Regions from separate parts of the Homo sapiens genome. Here region 2 is linked to region 1. A link is an interaction called in ENCODE POLR2A ChIA-PET data of the cell type or tissue named here. Cell type or tissue: K562. All regions are shown on one strand. Links, peaks and the distances in the headings refer to the core of each region. The heading gives the core; the rest is flanking DNA.

What was found. Peaks named below come from ENCODE experiments on the same cell type or tissue, not always from the same donor. Only the 100,000 strongest peaks of a DNase experiment are listed, where the experiment ranks them.
Region 2: POLR2A ChIA-PET joins it to region 1 with 6 read pairs; 6 of 35 experiments call an interaction of 5 or more read pairs at or near these places.

Annotation. Positions count from the first base shown.
Region 1 is chr6:167,806,873-167,816,441 of GRCh38, reverse strand. No RefSeq gene overlaps it. Among named protein-coding and RNA genes, the nearest start is that of LINC01558, 15 kb to the right of the region's middle. RefSeq lists a silencer at 659-953. In K562, for the core only: no CTCF peak of the experiment used is centred there; DNase peaks (open chromatin) are centred at 4,541 and 4,821.
Region 2 is chr6:167,884,671-167,888,670 of GRCh38, reverse strand. The region is part of intron 6 of AFDN (afadin, adherens junction formation factor); the gene reads right to left. Among named protein-coding and RNA genes, the nearest start is that of AFDN, 60 kb to the right of the region's middle. In K562, for the core only: no CTCF peak of the experiment used is centred there; no DNase peak of the experiment used is centred there.

The DNA.
Region 1 (9,569 bases), core at 2,338-6,337:
CCTTCTGGAAAAAAAGAAAAATCATTCAATTTTAACATTTTATGCATATTTTTAATTATTAAAGGGCGCTACATTAGAGCTTCCATTTGTTCAGAATATTGCAGTAAACTTCTAAAGTCTTTGGAGGCTTTCAAAGCCATACATATATGTAATACTACATAGCACCCCACCCCCCAGAAAAACCACAGCAATATAGTATTATAATTGTTTTCATTGCAATAAGTCATCTATGATGAATTTGGTAGATTATATGTTGTGAGTGTTTCAACTACATATTCTATAGGAAGGAGAAGACAAGTGCTCTGTGTCTGCCTCCCCATGACCTGCTTCCCAGTTGCTTTCCCTCTCTGAGTTCACCTGATCGCGCCTCTGGACGTCTTGGAAGCACGCCTCTGCTTCCCCGCCTCGCCTGCGGGGCTAGACTCTTCCCTCCACCCGGAGGACCCCTTCTCATAGCTGCGGGCTGAGGTCCTGACCATCTCTGCTGGACACCCGTTTGAATTGTCCTCTGCTAAGCACACGGAATTTCACCTTCCGCCCTGTGAAGGCGGGCGTGGCCACGTGACTAGTTCTGGTGAATGCAATGGCAGAGGAGCCGGCGTGTCACTTCCGTATGGAAGTGTGCAGGAGCCAGGAGCGACAGTCCAGCCCCGTCTTTCCTTGCCTCAGTGCCTGTGGAAACGCCAGTGTGGGTGTGGAGAAACTGGAAAGTCCAGCAGCCAGGTCTCAGCCGCCGCCTACCGGACAGCTGCCCTGGAGGGGCGCTGGGTCCCACAGAGGGGTTCGGGTTTTGCAGTTTACAAGAAAGAAGTTTTGGTGTTAAGACGCTGAAATTTCAGGGTTGCCTATTGCAGCAGGAAAACTTGGCCCATCTGCTCAAATATCATCGACTCAAGGCCCAGCTCAAACACCTCTCTACCACCTCCAGGAGGGCACCCTTCTGCTGAACCCTCTAGAGCCACGTGTCCGTTCCTCTGGTTCACAATCAGACCCCTGCGCGGTGAAACATCTGTTGGGTTAGAGCCACACAGACCTGAATTCGAATGTCAAACTGCCATCGGCCATGTAATAGCCAAGCATCTTTCTGAAACTCAATTTTTTAATCTAAATGATTGATGTGATGCCTCATAGAATTGTCAAAGAAAAATGAACACTGCAATAATACATCTGTAGTGCTGTTAAATCCTTTCATATTGATATATTTTTCTCGGTGGAGAAAACTTACAAAACTTAAAGCAATTTCAAAGAATAACATTTTCTTTTTATTTTTCTGCAATTACAGGACTGCACAAATTTCTCTGCCTAATATTTTTACCAAAGTATAATGTCTTTAAAGTAAGACACAGATGTATATTTATTTTTAAGATAATTAATGAGGCAAAACATAGCTATGTACATAGTTTGATTAAATTGTTACATAGTAACACTCTTGTCTTTTTAAAAATAAATTTTTTTCTTTTTCTTTTTTTTTTTTTTTGAGACGGAGTCTCGCTCTGTCACCCAGGCTGGAGTGCAATGGCGCGATCTCAGCTCACTGCAACCTCCACCTCCCAGATTCAAGCGATTCTCCTGCCTCAGCCTCCCGAGTAGTTGGGATTACAGGCACCCACCACCAAGCTCAGCTAATTTTTGTATTTTTAGTAGAGACAGGGTTTTGCCATGTTGGTCAGGCTGGTCTCGAACTCCTCACCTCAGGTGATCCGCCCACCTCGGCCTCCCAAAGTGCTGGGATTGCAGGCGTGAGCCACCATGCCTGCTAGCATAAGGAATTTGAAAGTTATTCAAATACATATCCAATAACGTTTGACCTGCATATCTAACTATTTTGAAGTAAATGACCATTTTTGGTTTCAAGGCTTTTTATGTGTATTGTTTAATAGAGATTTACTTCAGATCAAGAAATGAATAAATATACATTCATTATATATTAACTCACATTTTAGACTAGAAGAAACCAATTTATTGTTTAGCTATTAAATTCCTTCTTTCTTTCATTTATTTATTTATTTTGAGATGGAGTCTCCCTCTGTCGCCCAGGCTGGAGTGCAGTGGCTCTTTCTCAGCTAACTGAAACCTCTGCCTCCTGGGTTCAAGCAATTCTCCAGCCTCAGCCTCCCAAGTAGCTGGGATTACAGGTGCCTGCCACCATGCCCAGTTATTTTTTGTATTTTTTAGTAGAGATGGGGTTTCGCCACCTTGGCCAGGCTGGTCTCGAACTCCTGACCTTCAGTGATACACCCACCTCGGTCTTCCAGAGTTCTGGGATTACAGGGCTGGCCAGATACTAAATTATTTAAATAATTATATATCAATACATATTGGAATCATAGCTTTTTCATTAGGCTAAAGTAAACCTACAATGTGCTGAGAAATGCCTTATTAACAACAGTGTTAGGTACTAGGGAGTTTCAATAATTTGTGGTTATAATTCCTATAAGAAATTTAATATATTATTAGCATCTTTTATACCATAAATTTCAGAAGATAATTATAAGGGAATTGTATATGATTCTAGGCTTGGATTTGGATGGAGACTCCAGACATGAACCCTTTCAGCTCAATAATACAATTATTTTTTCACAGTCATTTTTAACTTTTAATTTCCCATACATACATTATTTCCCATTAAATAAAGATAAGATTACAGTTTAAATTTCAATGTCTAAATATAGTGAAGTGGCAATAGAGTAAAAAATATAATTTTAAAATGAGCTGTAGCCAAGGGTATAGATGACAAAATATCCAAAGTATAGATATTCAATTATGAGTAAGAGAAGTGTTTTAGCTAAAAACTATTTGTTTAAACATAGAAAATTCATGAAGAGATGCTTGTTCAAAGATTAATGTCAAAATGTTAGTTATTTTTGTTTAATTGTTTGGTTTATTTGTTGTAAGGCTGGTCGAGTATTCATTATCCAAAATGCTTGGGACCAGAAACGTCTCAAATTTCAGATTTTGGAATCTTTGCATGATCTATTTACCAGTTCAGCATCCCTAATCCAAAAATCTGAAATCCAAAATGCTCCAATGAGCAACTCCTTAGCATGTCCTGTCAGCACTCAAAAAGTTTCAGATTTGGGTGCATTTTGCATTTTTGGATTCGGACTACTCAACCTGTATAAAAGAGTGACACAGCAGGGTGAATTCCACCATTAAAAACATTCTAAATACTTTTAGATGTATGTCATTTTCAACACCACAGACTACATCTTCTCAAGCAGCTCCTATTTCTGGGATCCCTTAGACTATGAATTAATATGTAGAAAATCCTTAATATTCTAGACCGGGGTGGACAAAGTACAACCTGCAAGGCAAATCCCTCTTGCCTCTTATTTTTGTATGGCTCACAAACTAACCATCTTCTTTACATTTGTAAATGGTTGGGAAAAAAAATCAGAATGAGAGGTGAACATGGCAAAATATTAATTTTGAAGGCTAGATATAAGGTATCAGTTTAAAAAAAAGACAAAACAGATATTAAGTTACAGACAAGGCCGGGTGCAGTGGTTCACACCTGTAATCCCAGCACTTTGGGAGTCCGAGGCGGGGATCACGAGGTCAGGAAATCGAGACCATCCTGGCCAACACCGTGAAACCTCGTCTCTACTAAAATACAAAAAATTAGCTGGGCGTGGTAGTGCACGCCTGTAATCCCAGCTACTCTGGAGGCTGAGGCAGGAGAATTGCTTGAACCTGGGAGGCGGAGGTTGCAGTGAGCCGAGATCACACCACTGCACTCCAGCCTGGCAACAGAGTGAGACTCCATCTCAAAAAAAAAAAAAAACAAGTTACAGACAGAAAAGAGGAGGGAAGCATCCAATTCTTATCAGTGAAGAATCATTTAAACGAGACTGGCTTTGCCGAAACCAAAATGGACGTCAGAGTTGATGGCTTTTCTTGGGGGACGATGGTAATTAACCCAGAAGAAAGTGTTTCAGTCTAAAATGATTCTCAAGGTTTTCTACTAGCAAACCAGATGAGGGTAAGGGTTAGGATAAGGGTTAGGGTTAGGTATTTGCACATATGTATTTTTAATGATAACTCACTCAGAAAGATCCAGCAACCATTAACTACATGAAATTCCCCTGAAGTCATTTGGAGGTTTCCTAGGGAGGGCACTGGGGTAACAGGATTAATCCTTAATTAGGTTGCCTGAGGAAACAGCTCTAGGGAAAAAGCTGAATCATTATTTTTTAGTTTACAGTTGTATTTTCTTAGATGGAAATAGACGATAGTTATGAATTCACCTCTAAATATCCTTGGAGAAATCACAAAGGTGGATTAATGGGCATCCTCCACTGATGCAGGCAGAAGAACGTTGAGAACAGGGCAGGGATGTGAAGACACAAAAGCAAGAACCCAGGCTCACCTGGGCATGCTGTCTTCCGGGGAAGAAGGCAGCACCATGGCACTGGGAAACTTGGTGAAAAATTCCATCTCTGGAGTCACATTGCTCCCATCTGGACTAGGACTCAGTATCTTGTATGAGTTGTCATCCTGAGATCTCCCTTCAGCCCCCTCATGGGAGGTTTCTGTAAACATAACTCCTGTTTTCTATCTTCTGTTTCCTCTGTTCTTTCCTTGGCAAGAAGCCAGGCCAACCATGGCAGTTGATAATATGTTCTCCTCTGAGCTCTTGCTATACTTTCTACCTCATCCATTTTCCTCTTCATACTGATTAAGTTATTATGATAACCTAATTGATTCCTGTTCTTCTATGTTGAACACATACAGGAAAGTGCATGCCCCATCATTATACAGCTTGATGAACACTTGTGCACACACCCAGGTTTAAACACAACAGCAGAATATGGCCAACACCCCGGAGCCCCACTCGTGTCTCTTCCCAGTCACTCCCTTCACTCCCTGCTCAAGTTAAACGCTGTCCTGACATCACAGACTCATTTGTCTTGTTTTTGAAGTTTGTGAAAACGGAATCCTACAGTATATATTTTTGTGGGTATGTTTGGCTTCTTTTCCTCAGAACTGAGTGTGACTGTGTATGTATGAAAGATTCATCCTTTGGTTGTATGAGGCAACAGTTATTTCATATAAATTGCTGTTTAATGTCCTATTGTTTGGCTACTGTGATGTCCACTGTTAGTGAACATTTGGATTGCTTCCAATGTTTGACTGCCCATAAGAATGCTGCCGTGAATAGTTACGTATGTGTCTTGATGTGCAGCACGAGCTCACATGCTGGTTGGGCACGTGCCTATGAGTGGAATTGCTGAGGCATTGGGTAGGCACATACACACACTTAGTAAATACTGTCAAATTCCCAAAGAGGTTGAACCAATCTACGTTTTCATCACCAGCATAGTGGGATTTCAGTTGGTATTATCAGCCTTTAGCCATCCTGGTGGATGTGTAGTGATATTCTATTGCCTTAATTCACATTTTCCCCATTTCTAATGAGAATGACCATCCTCTCACATATTTGTTGATCATTTGGATCTCCTCTTTTGTGAAGTCTTAGTGTCTCTTGCTTGTTTTTCTGTTGGGTTGTCTGTCTTAATTGATTTGTAGAAACTATTGATATATACTGGATAGGACTTTTTGTCTTGATATAACCACGCTACCACTCAGTGGCTTGCCTGTCACTCTCATAGTATTATCTTTTACTCTTAAATTTAAAAAGTCTTTAATTTTAATATAGTCTAATTTATCAATCTTTCTCTTTATGGTTAGTGCTCAAAAGAGCATTATTCCTATTCAATTTTCTCTATCCCAAAATCTTAAAGGCTTTTCTCTTATATAATTTTCTCAAAGTCTTGTTATTTGACCCTTCAAATTTAAATAAGCAGTATACCTGGAATTAACTTTTGTGTATAACTCTTCAGGGTAGGGTTATATTTAATTTTTTTCATGTTGTTATCCAAATTATTCAAGCACCATCTACTGAAAAAAAAAAAATCTCCACTACTTTGCAGTACTATTACTTTTACCAGAAATGGAATATCCATATGTGTGTGTCTGTATGCACCAATTATTCCATTTTTTCGGTCTATTTGTTTATCATTGCACAAAAAACTGCCTTAATTACTGAAGCTTTATAATAAATTCTGATATCGAGTAGACTAAGTCCTGCCTTGTTCTTTTCATTAAAGTTTTCTTGGCTTTTCTTGGCCCTTTGTGCATCCACATACGTTTTAGAATTATTTTGTTAATTACCACAGAAAATCCTGCTGAGGCTTTTATCAACATGGCATTAGATTTATAGACCAATTCAGGGAAAATGAATATATTTACAATAATAACATTTCTAATCTATGAACATGGTATATCCCCCCCACTTAATTAGATTATCTTGAATTTTTCTAAAAAATGTTGTAGTTTTTTCTGCATAGCCCTTGTGCATCTTTTAAAGAAGTTTTAGTGTTAAATATTTAATATTTTATGCTTTTGTACGTGAATCTGTTTTAGTATTTCATTTTCCAACTGTGCTAATACAGAGGAATATAATTGATTTTTAAAAATATTCACCTGTGTCTAACAACTTTGCTAAACTAACTTCTTAATTCTAATAATTTATGCTTTCTACATCGAAATATTATCAACAAATAGTGGTAGTTTTATTATCTCTTAGCCAGTCTGCATCTCTTTACTGCACTGGCTAGAATTACTAGTTTAATGCTGAATAAATGTGGTGATATAAAATATTCTTGTTTACTTCCTAATCTCAGATGGAAAGGTTTCAACATTTCACTATTAAATGTGTTTTTTAAAATACTCTTTACTATAATAATGATGTTGCATTCTATTCCTAGCTATTTTAAAATGTACTCTGTATCATGATAATGAAGTTCCACTCTCTTCCTAGCTTGCTAAGAGGTTTTTTTTTTTTTTAACATAAATGGATTTAAATTTTTAAAAAATGCTTTCTCTTTATCAATTGTATGATTACTTACTTTTCCTCTCCTTTATAGTGTTAAGACACTACTTTGAAGAATAAGCCCCAAAATGTGTGATACATTATCCTTTTTGTACATTGCTATATTTAATTTCCTGATATTTTATTTATAAAGTTTACATACATATGTACAAGGAAAATTGACCTATTATTTTTTTCTTATAATGTCCTTGTTAGTTTGATGCTTAAATTGTACTGATTTTATTAAAATTGCTGGGAAGTGCCCACCCTTTTTTATTCTCTAACTTTCCCCACACTCTCTTAAACATTTAGTTGGGCTGGGACTTTTGTTTTGTGGGAGGATGGGTGGGGTCAGAGTGGGAGAGCTTGAAGTACAGATAATTCCTGAATATTTACAGAACTTTTAAAATCTCCTATTTCTTCTTGTGTCAATATTGGTAAGTTTCACCTTTCTAAGACTATGTTCAGTTCATCTAACATTTCAAATTTGAATATATGGTCTTTTGTGACTGATTTCTTTCACTTAGCATAATATTTTCAAGGTTCATCTATGTTGTAGTACAACTTTTTTTGTTTTTTGTTTTGTTTTGTTTATTTTTTTTTGAGATGGAGTTTCGCTCTTGTTGCCCAGGCTGGAGTGCAATGGCGCAGTCTCAGCCCACTGCAAGCTCTGCCTCCCGGGTTCAAGCGATTCTCCTGCCTCAGCCTTCGAGTAGCTTGGGATTACAGGCTCGTGCCACCACACCTGGATAATTTTTGTGTTTTTAGTAAGAGACAGGGTTTCACCATGTTGGCTAGACTGGTCTCGAACTCCTGAACTCAAGTGATCCTCCTGCCTCAGCCTCCCAAAGCACTTGGTTTACAAGCGTGAGCCACCGCACCCAGCCCAACTTTGTTTTAAAGTGAAAAAAATTAACATGAATTCTGTAATGTGATTAAAGTATATCAATTCTATTGCACAGGACAGGACAGTATTAGACTTTGTTATCCCTACTCAGTATGCTTAACGAGGTGCTAATATTTATAATACATTTTCTAGATGTAAATATTCTCATCTTGGTTCATTTTACTGAAGGGAAAAAATCAAGCTGAGCATTATGTTAGTTGTACAATTAATATTTCTGAAATAGATCCTTATTCAATAGAAAATTGTTCTTAAATTATTAAACATAATTTCAAAAATAATATAACATTTTTGTGGGATAAACATCAAATTGAACAGCTTTAGTTAAAAATGGAGTATAACGTATCTTCCTTTTCTATACCAATTAATAATATAAAACTTCACAGCCATCTTAGAAGCTTTAATTTGGAAATATTTATGGCTGAGTTTTTTTTGAGCTATCAGGATTCTACTTCAGCCTTGAAGAAAATATTTGCAAACCATATATCCAGGGAAGGGGGAGAAGTAGGAATTACAATCGATCCTGAGGCATTATCTTGATGATCATGTTTTCATGGATGTATGCATGTGTTAAAACTCAACAGATCAAACCCTTTAAATACATGCAGGTTATTATATGTTAACTATACCTCAGTAAAGCTGGAGAACAATATTTTACCCAATGTGCAATCAAATCCTGTTCTATATATAGCCATGCCACACGCCTGGGCAGAGTGGTTCCCGTTGTGGTTTTCACTTCTTGAGGTGGTTAGATTTAGCAAAAATGTGGCTACTTTATTCTTTCTGATCCTTTTTTAGACATTTAATTTTGGCATTTCACTCCCCTCCTATTTTTTTTTTAAATGGACACATATGGTATAAATATTTTAGCACTAAATAGATAATCATTGAGAATAAAAATCATACATTTCAATTGTGTAAAATTGTTTTCTATGTCTAGAAATAAACTATAATCTTTTAAGTTTAAATACAATTTTAGAAAGCATTTTCTAGTAAATTTCTGCAGAAATGCATATATAATAATGACATAAAATTTTTTCAGAAACTCAATTTATTTCTTAATTAAATTACCATATTATCAAAATGCATGAATATGATATTATTGTCTTTATAAGAAAAAAAATTCACAGTGTGCCCAAATGCAAGTACCACACACTATGGCATTGAGGGTGGCCTGTTTTGAACAGGTGGTGAGTCGGGACAGAGGTGGCCCTGCTCCGCCCTGCACTCCCAGGTGGGTCCAAGCACATGGAGGCTGTGCCCTCCAGGGGCAATGGCTCTGATTTGACTTTCTATATCTCATGCTCTGCGTATGAAGAATTCATATTGCTAGACTCTGGGGTGAGGTTAAAATGCATAATGCTAGATTGCGAGGCCTGGTTAAAGGGCCGGTGATCATAGGTTTGTTCTTGAAACGCTCTAAATATTCAAGGTGCCAGTGTGGTAAATTCAGGAGTTTGTGGTCATAATGCCTTTTGTTTATTTACTTATTTATTTATTATTATTTTTTGAGATGGGGTTTCACTTGTTGGCCAGGCTGGTCTCAAACTCCTGACCTCAAGTGATCCGCCCAGGCTGGAGTGAAGTGGCGTGATCTTGGCTCACTGCAACCTCCGCTTTCCCAGTTCAAGCGATTCTTGTGCCTCAGCCTCCCGAGTAACTGGAGTTACAGGTGCATGCCATCACACCCAGCGAATTTTTGTATTTTTAGTAGAGACGCGGTTTCACCATGTTGGCCATGCTGGTTTCGAACTCCTGACCTCAAGTGATCCACTCACCTCAGCCTCCCAA
Region 2 (4,000 bases), core at 1-4,000, 75 kb before region 1:
TTAACCACCTGTTTCAATATACTGTATTCATTGAACTCCTAATTCATAATGCTGTATTACTTTTTTATTACATTTTTACTAGAGCCAAACAATTTTTTTAATAATCTAAGAAAGCCCCCAAAACACTGTAATATGGAGGAGAGTGGGAGATGATGGTTGTCCAATATTCTTCTAGACTTTGGGCTAGTGCTCCATCTTCACTCTAACACACTGCTAACATGAACCAAAACAGGATTAGAGAGAATAAGAAAAGAAGGCCAAGTCACTGGCATGTGAACATTACTTCCAACCTGTAATTAATGTAATGATGTTATCTTAATAGACCTCACCACCCAAATGTATCCTCATGCTCACATACCAAATGGGTTAGACTCTTCTACAGAACCCTGTAATTTCTCTCTACACTGCTTCAATTACCTTAAAAAGACAAATAGACTGTAACACACCTTATCATAAATTAACCAATCTTTCTTCATAGTGTTTCATATTACATTCAGTATCTTGGCTTAGAACACATACTACTTCAGGATCTGACCTTCACTCATCTCTTTAGTCTCAATCTTTATCAAACATTTAGAGCCAAGTCACATGGAACCAGAATCCTCACACTCGGCGACATATAATATGCTTCCATGATCCCTCCTGCCCCAACTTTCATGTCTAATAACATCCACTCATCCTTCAGCTTAAGTACAACTTCTCTAGAAAGCATTCAATGATTTTCATTCTAATAGAAAAGCTCCCTGTTTTCTATTTCTTAGTCTTTCTGTCTCCCTTTATTATAAGCTCTAAGGGCAGCTTCTTCTTATCCCAGGATAATATCTAACAAGGAGAAAATTTATTAAATAATTAAATAGATAAAATAATGAATAAAGAATAAGAAAACAGCTACAATTTATAAAATGGCAACCTGGGCCAGGCACAGTGGCTCATGCCTGTAATCCTAGCACTTTGGGAGGCCAAGGCAGGTGGACTGCCTGAGCTCAGGAGTTCGACACCAGCCTGGGCAACATAGTGAAACCTTGTCTCTACTAAAAAATACAAAAAATTAGCCGGACATGGCAGCGTGCGCCTGTAGTCCCAGTTATTCGGGAGGCTGAGGCAGGAGAATGGCTTGAACCCAAGAGGCGGAAGTTGCAGTGAGCCGAGATCGTGCCATTGCACTCCAGCCTGGGTGACAGAGCGAGACTTCATCTCCAAAAGGAAAAAAAGAAAAAAAAAAAAAAAGGCAAGCTGAGAAGATAAAGAATTTCAAGGTAAAACAATAATTACCTCCTGATTTGTATTGCCTAATCTTGCAAAAGAAAACTGGTTAGGAAATAACAGAACAGAAAACCAAAACTAGAAGAAACACTCAATGGAAATTATCAAATGACTTCATAAGGGACTGTCAATAAAATCCCAAGATAGGCTTTTATAACTTTAAAACCCCGATTAAGGTGCTCTTTCACTTTCTCATTTTCATCAGTAAAAATCAGCCAAAAATTACTGAAAAGAAAAAGATGTTAAAAAGTTTATCAGATGCAATTTTATAGAACAGTTTATTATTAAATAGACTTATATACACTTATCAACATCAACATTCCCTTGGCAAATACTGGAGCAACACCAGGTATCAGATGCAACACCAGGCATTCTTTTTTTTTTTTTTTTTTTTTGATACAGTCTCGCTCTGTCACCCAGGCTGGAGTGCAGTGGTGCGATCTCAGCTCACTGCAACCTCCGCCTCCTGGGTTCAAGTGATTCTCCCACCTCAGCCTCCCGAGTAGCTGGGATTACAGGTGCCCACCACCATGCCCAATTAATTTTTGTATTTTTAGTAGAGACAGGGCTTCAAGTTCCTGCCCTCAGTGTTCACACCACAACAGCTGAGGGACACAGCTCAGAAAGCATCAGGCGTCTGTTCAGTAGTACAGACCCTATGTACACTGCTGTTTTACTAATAGTATTCTGACTTAGAAAACTTTGTACAGCAGTTACTAATCAATTCTAAGTATACGGACCACTTAAAAAACCCATCATATCCATGGACTTAATTATTCTATAGGTAAATTATCTCTCTTATATATACAATCATACTTGCTATATAGTTCTTGTGAATGGTAAGGGATTATCTTATAAGGCCCAGGATTGTAACAGAGCTCTCTTGCACTTCAAGTAACTGTCAGGGCAACACACCACAACACCCTCCAGCTCAGGTATTTTTCCTTCAGAGAGAATGTACAATTACCTTGACTGAACAACCTTACACCCTTACCCAATCAATGCCCCACAGAGTATGGCAGAACTCTAGTTCATGACACTGTTTATCTATGAATTCTCATTTAAAGTATAAATTTTAAAATTTCACTTCTGAGAAGACTTTTTTCCTTCAATTTTATTGATACTATTTCTCACTACTTCCTACTAAAGGCCAAAGAAATAAAAAGGTGCACCAAATTACCAAATACCCATGCTTATCTCTCTTCTCCCATCCCAATGAAATGAGCTTTGCTGTATTTCTTTCTGATTCTGAATAACACATGTTCACTGTAAAAAAATTCAAATACAGAAAAAGCACAAGGGAAAAAAAAAACTACTGTGAGATTACTATATTTTTGTGACCATACTTTCAATAATTATCTTTATGCATTTATTTTATAATGAGATTCAGATCTTAATCATATAACACATGTTAAAAGTCTTTTCCTCCCTCTTTCCCTCACTTAGTTTGTAAGCTAGTATCTTTTCTAGGCATTTAACTTTCTCTTTGCTCATGTAAACATATACACAGCATTGTGTTATCTGGTTTTGTTTATGATGACTGCTTTTACAAAGACAGGGTATTCGTAAATGTACAGGCATACCTTGTTGCTTTATTGTGCCTCACGGATATTGCTCTTTTAAGAAAAAACAAATGTAAGTTGAAGGTTTGCGGCAAGCCTGCGTTGAGCACGCCTACTGATGCCATTTTTCCAACAGCATTGCTCACTTTGTGTCTGTGTGTACATTGTGTTAATTCTCACAATACTTCAAACTTTTTCATTATTATTATTAAATCTGTCATGGTGATCTGTGATCTCTGATGTTACTAATGTTTTGGGGTGCCATGAACTGCACCCATATAAGATGGCAAGCTTAACTGATAAGTGTGTGTGTTCTGAATGTTCCACTCCCCATCTCTCTACCTCTCCTTGGCCCTCCCTATTCTATGAGACATAACATTGAAATTAGGCCAATTAATACCCTAAAATGACCTCTAAGTGAAAGGAAGAGCTGCACATCACTCACTTTCAATCAAAAGCTAAAAATTGATTAAACATAGTGAGAAAGGCATGTCGAAAGCCCAGACAGGCAGAAAGCTAGGCTTCTTGGTGCCAGTCAAGTTATGAATGCAAAGGAAAACTTCTTAAAGGAAATTAAAAGTGCTACTCCAATGAACATATGAATGGTGAGAAAGAGAAACAGCCTTATTGCTCATATGGAGAAAGTCTGAATGGTCTGGATAGATGACCAAATCAGCCACAATATTACAGCCAATTCTACTCTAGAGCAAGGCCCTAACTCTCTTCAATTCTATGAAGGCTGAGAGAGGTGAGAAGGATGCAGAAGAAAAGTCTGAAGCTAGCAGAGGTTGATTTGTGAGGTTTAAGAAATGAAGCCATCTCCATAAAACTGCAAGGTGAAGCAGCTAATGGAGAAGCTGCAGCAAGTTCTCCAGAAGATCTAGCTAAGACCACTGATGGTCACTACACTAAATAACAGATTTTCAATGAAGATGAAACAGCCTTCTATTGGAAAAAGCAGCCATCTAGGACTCTCTAGCTAGAGAGGAGAAGGCAAAGCCTGGCTTCGAAGCTTCAAAGAACAGGCTGATTCTTTTGTTAGGGGCGAATGAAGCTGGTGACTTTAAGTTGAGGCCAATGCTCACTTACCTTTCTGAAAATTCTGGAGCTTTTAAGAATTATACAAATCAACTCTGCCTGTGCTCTATAAATGAACAACAAATCCTAGATGTCAA